Linked DNA regions of Homo sapiens: region 1 is linked to region 2. The links are chromatin loops, found by intact Hi-C in ENCODE. Cell type or tissue: CD14-positive monocyte. All regions are shown on one strand. Each heading gives the region's core, and the rest is flanking DNA. Links, peaks and the distances in the headings are about the cores only. Region 1 overlaps KLB (klotho beta). Region 2 has its middle 8.8 kb from the start of RFC1.

What was found. A loop is a pair of places that touch in the nucleus more often than their neighbours do. Peaks named below come from ENCODE experiments on the same cell type or tissue, not always from the same donor. Only the 100,000 strongest peaks of a DNase experiment are listed, where the experiment ranks them.
Region 1: it touches region 2 in a loop (2.1-fold over the local background); 27 of 110 quality-filtered maps call a loop at or near these places.

Annotation. Positions count from the first base shown.
Region 1 is chr4:39,445,236-39,448,152 of GRCh38, forward strand. It overlaps KLB (klotho beta), which reads left to right. Exons shown (of 5, transcript NM_175737.4): 4 at 1,097-2,240. Among named protein-coding and RNA genes, the nearest start is that of RPL9, 12 kb to the right of the region's middle. RefSeq lists an enhancer at 1,894-2,083. In CD14-positive monocyte, for the core only: no CTCF peak of the experiment used is centred there; a DNase peak (open chromatin) is centred at 1,866; H3K4me3 peaks cover 1,063 bases; H3K27me3 peaks cover 453 bases.
Region 2 is chr4:39,373,669-39,376,585 of GRCh38, forward strand. No RefSeq gene overlaps it. Among named protein-coding and RNA genes, the nearest start is that of RFC1, 8.8 kb to the left of the region's middle. In CD14-positive monocyte, for the core only: no CTCF peak of the experiment used is centred there; no DNase peak of the experiment used is centred there.

The DNA of each region.
Region 1 (2,917 bases), core at 327-2,826, 72 kb after region 2:
CTCCGTCACTATATAGTTGCCAAGCCTGAGTTTCAAAGGGGCAGAACTAGAACAGGAGTCCAGGGCTCTCTCCTTCGTGGAGAGACACAGAATGAGACTCTGTCAGATCCAAGTGTCAACCTTGGGAGTTTCTAGGGATAGTCTACTGTCCTTTCCACCCATAACCCATTTATTCATCTGTTGGATGAATAAATGCTATGTTCTCACAGGCACATGGGTCGGGGAGACATGATGGATGCAAATGTGTTATCACTTGAACTTTTCTTTTCTTTTTTTTTTTTTTTTGAGATGGAGTTTTTGCTCTTGTTGCCGAGGCTGGAGTGCAATGGCATGATCTCGGCTCACTGCAACCTTCGCCTCCTGCGTTCAAGCGATTCTCCTGCCTCAGCCTCCAGAGTAGCTGGGATTACAAGCATGCGCCTCCACGCCTGGCTAATCTTGTTTTTTTGTTTTTTTTTTTTTTTTTAGTAGAGACGGTGTTTCTCCATGTTGGTCAGGCTAGTCTCAAACTCCCAACTTCAGGTGATCTGCCCGCCTCAGCCTCCCAAAGTGCTAGGATTACAGGCATGAGCCACCGCGCCCGGCCTGGATTTTTTAAATACAAGTTAGAAATTTGCATTCAGCAAAAGCAAGGGGTCATTGCCTACCCCACCGCACCAGCCTTTTTAAGGAATTGTGCCTGGGGTCAACCTCCTCTTCTCAGTGAAATCTCTACAACAGGAATTTCAACTTTGTCTTCAATTTATGGCAGGGTTTAGAATCTCTTTTGTAATTGCTTTTAATTGAGTGTACCAAGCCAATTTCCTGATGCATTTGAACAGAATCACTTCAAACCCCACCATATATAACCTAGGGTTTAAAGTTAAATGAACTGGAAAATGGCTTCCCAATGTTTTCTCAAACAACTTGTTTTCCAAGCCAGGACCTGGGTGTGGCTCCTTCTCTGTTTTCTGGTCTCCTTGGGAGATTTCAAGGGCTGGAATAGGCCTGGCGTGGTGGCCTGTAATCCCAGCACTTTGGGAGGCAGAGGTAGGCAGATCACTTGAGCCTCCATCTGCCAGCGCATGCTTGACCTAAATGAGCTTGTTTTTCACAGCCCGAGTCTGTGGCTTCGTCCCCACAGTTCAGCGATCCTCATCTGTACGTGTGGAACGCCACTGGCAACAGACTGTTGCACCGAGTGGAAGGGGTGAGGCTGAAAACACGACCCGCTCAATGCACAGATTTTGTAAACATCAAAAAACAACTTGAGATGTTGGCAAGAATGAAAGTCACCCACTACCGGTTTGCTCTGGATTGGGCCTCGGTCCTTCCCACTGGCAACCTGTCCGCGGTGAACCGACAGGCCCTGAGGTACTACAGGTGCGTGGTCAGTGAGGGGCTGAAGCTTGGCATCTCCGCGATGGTCACCCTGTATTATCCGACCCACGCCCACCTAGGCCTCCCCGAGCCTCTGTTGCATGCCGACGGGTGGCTGAACCCATCGACGGCCGAGGCCTTCCAGGCCTACGCTGGGCTGTGCTTCCAGGAGCTGGGGGACCTGGTGAAGCTCTGGATCACCATCAACGAGCCTAACCGGCTAAGTGACATCTACAACCGCTCTGGCAACGACACCTACGGGGCGGCGCACAACCTGCTGGTGGCCCACGCCCTGGCCTGGCGCCTCTACGACCGGCAGTTCAGGCCCTCACAGCGCGGGGCCGTGTCGCTGTCGCTGCACGCGGACTGGGCGGAACCCGCCAACCCCTATGCTGACTCGCACTGGAGGGCGGCCGAGCGCTTCCTGCAGTTCGAGATCGCCTGGTTCGCCGAGCCGCTCTTCAAGACCGGGGACTACCCCGCGGCCATGAGGGAATACATTGCCTCCAAGCACCGACGGGGGCTTTCCAGCTCGGCCCTGCCGCGCCTCACCGAGGCCGAAAGGAGGCTGCTCAAGGGCACGGTCGACTTCTGCGCGCTCAACCACTTCACCACTAGGTTCGTGATGCACGAGCAGCTGGCCGGCAGCCGCTACGACTCGGACAGGGACATCCAGTTTCTGCAGGACATCACCCGCCTGAGCTCCCCCACGCGCCTGGCTGTGATTCCCTGGGGGGTGCGCAAGCTGCTGCGGTGGGTCCGGAGGAACTACGGCGACATGGACATTTACATCACCGCCAGTGGCATCGACGACCAGGCTCTGGAGGATGACCGGCTCCGGAAGTACTACCTAGGGAAGTACCTTCAGGAGGTGCTGAAAGGTAAGGGCGGGGCCCCTTCAGACACAGGGCAGAGCGAGATTCCTGTTACCTGACAAGAACAAAGAATGGGAGCAGCAGGCTGGTGCCTGACAGCATCCAATTTGTGGCACCCAAGTCCTGTCAATTGAATTTTGTCCTGAAAACTGGCCTATGGGATTTTTGAAAAAATTTTAAAATCATAAAAGTAACACACACCAATTATAGAAAACTGGGCACGTGGAGAAGTTTTTAAAAAATCACCTGAAATCTCACTCCCCAGGATAAACAGTCACTATTTTGGGTTACTTATTTTCACCATGCTTGCTAGGCTTTAAAAAAATGGTTGTGGGTAAACAGGTGTATAAATTTATGGGATGCATGAAATGTTTCGATACAAGCATGCAATGTGAAATAACCACATCATGGTAGCTTAAGCGAGCGACAGTGAGTGAGTGGGTAAAACCAACTGTGATTCCTGGGCTGCACCAAGAGCACATCTGAGGTTCACAATCAGGCCAAATAGGCAACGTTTTTCTGCTTGTGACCCTTTAAACAAAAGTGACAACCTTCATTGCTCTGCTCCTTAAATTTGCTTTTTCCTCCAAGAGTTTTTGGATTATTTATGGATCAAGTTTCACTACAAATTTTTCAGACTTAAATTATACATATTTTCACCTTCTCCTTTACATAGATCATAA
Region 2 (2,917 bases), core at 87-2,586:
TCAGGAGGCTGACGCAGGAGAATTGCTTGAACCCGGGAAGCGGAGGTTGCAGTGAGCCAAGATTGCTCCACTGCACTCCAACCTGGACAACAAGAGCAAAACTCTGTCTCAAAAAAAAATGTCTAGAGAATCTCAGGTATTAGTGATAAACTGTATTTACTTTATCAAGTGCTTACCACCATCCAGAGCTAATGATAATATTTATATGAAGCACCACCATCCAGAGCTAATGTTAATAGTTATATGAAGCCATCAACGCAGGTGTAATATTTTAAAATGTAGAGTCCAAAGCACTTACCTTATTTGTACTAAAACAAAGTTAGCTCTCTTCATAGCAACTAACAATTTAAATGGATATGTTAAAAGTATTGTTTATATCCTGTTGTGGTCATGAACCAGATTTTATCTGAGTAAGATTTTTGCCGTATATTTTATAGAAGATGTGAATGTATTGGGATTCCTTTTTTATGCCTTTCCTACTTTAATCTGTGTTTATTTGTAAAATTTTATTAATTAATTTATTTATTTGAGACAGTCTCTCTCTGTCGCCGAGGCTGGAGTGCAATAGTGCGGTCTGGGCTCACTGCAACCTCCACCTCCCAGGTGCAAGTGATTCAAGTGATTCTTGTGCCTCAGCCTCCCAAATACCTGGGACTACAGATGCACGCCACCACTCCCAGTTAACTTTTGTATGGTTTGAAGAGATGGGGTTTCACCATGTTGGCTAGGCTAGTCTGGAACTCCTGACCTCAAACAACCCGCCCAACTCTGCCCTCCAGAGTGCTGGGATTACAGGCGTGAGCCACCACACCGGATGTATTTGTAAAATTTTAAAACGTCTAATATACACTACTCCGTATAAACTGATGATCATATTTAATTCTATTTAAACTTCATGTCAAGAAAGACAACATGTGAGATTTCCATGAAAGTTCAAAATGTTTTTTTTTTTTTTTTTTTTTTGAGACTGAGTCTCGCTCTGTCGGCTCACTGCAAGCTCCGCCTCCCGGGTTCACACCATTCTCCTGCCCCAGCCTCTCAAGCAGCTGGAACTACAGGCACCCGCCACCATGCCCGGCTAATTTTTTGTATTTTTAGTAGAGACGGGGCAAAATGTATTTTTATCACAAACATTGCTGAAATATGAATGAGAATTCCGGGCATACCTTCTCATAGCATTTCAGGTTTTCAGAGGTCCTAAGGGTCTGGAACATCCACGTATGTGATCATCCCTAATATAGCAGCAGTTCTCAAGTAACTGAGGGTAGCTTTTTATTTGCTATGCCTCACATTATTTCTGCAAAACAACAACAAAAACAACAACACAAATCCTGGAATTCCTTTGGCTTGTAGGACTGAAAAAAGATTAATCATAAAATCTACTATCACTGCAAAGTGCTGATGGAATTCCTGTCACTCTGTTCATACACACCCATAAAATTGCCAATGAATATTTTAGGAATTAATCCATGACTTGAGACACATTAGATATGTAATCAAAGGAGTATGTCAACAGTAAAGTTATATGGTTTTTTTGCTATTTTAGATGTAAATGCTTCTTCTCACCTAAGTGAAGATACTGATTTACTTAGCAAAAACTTTGTTATTTCGGGCTATAAAAATTATTAGGCAAGTTTACATAAACTTAGCTTAGTCAAGCATAGTCATATTAAGAAGGTTAAATGGATATCACTCAAGAATTAAGATAAATGACATAGTTAGTGCCCAATTTCCTAAATTAGAATATGTGTACTTTAATAGTGACAAATTATGATTTAATGATTATGTTCATAAATGGATTATAAGGTCAACATCACCGGTCGAGACCTGCAGTCATCACGAACACAGAAAAGAGTAAGCTGCCTAATGGACTGTTGTCTGTAAGGAAAATGTTCCAATAAACTCTGACAAAGCAGGACATGCTAATATTTATCCAGAGGGCAGAAAGTCACATTTGTTGTTGCACAGTGAAAATTCTATTGATTTCTGTTGACTTTCAAAAGTCTAGTGAAAGACAATGTGATTATTGTGCTTCTGAAAAAGATTTCAAAAGTGACTTTAAGAGTTATGTCTGTCACATGGATAAGTTAACTAAGCCAGATATATTAACACTGAGCATTTACTTTGACCATTTCAGTTGTTTTTCACTTACACACGGTAGGAGTTAGACTGTAAGGAAGGACCAAAATTCAGATCATGCACTTTCTGACCAATATGCAACTTTTAATCATTTCAGGAGGGCTATGATTTATCTCTCTCTCTATGCTACAGAAAGAGCCATTTACTATAAGCATAATTCAATTATTCTCATGTTTAGAAACATACTAATAAAGATGTGAATGTAAATACTCTAAATTTGGGGGTAGAGTTTTTCATGGAATGTAAATTATTCTTCCACCAGTGGTATATTTTTAAGGGTGGAGGGGCATGAAATAGATCCTACTTTCACAAAATTGGCTTTGTTGATAAAGTTTTCCCTGACAAACTCTCTCTTATTTTGCCCATTTTTTTGCATCTCCTCAAGCATTTGTCCTTTGTATTACAAACAATCTAATTACACTATTTTAATGTGTGTGTGTTTTTTTTTTTGAGATGGCGTTTCGCTCTTGTTGCCCAGGATGGAGTGCGATGGCGTGATCTCAGCTCACCACAACCTCCGCCTCCCAGGTTCAAGCGATTCTCCTGCCTCAGCCTCCCTAGTAGCTGGGACTACAGGCATGTGCCACCACGCCTGGCTAATTTTGTATTTTTAGTAGAGATGGGGTTTCTCCATGTTGGTCAGGCTGGTCTCGAACTCCTGACCTCCCAAAGTGCTGGGATTACAGGCATAAGCCACCGCGCCTGGCCTTATTTTAGTTATTTTTAAATGTACAATTAAGTTATTATTGACTATAGTCACCCTGTTGTCCTATCAAGT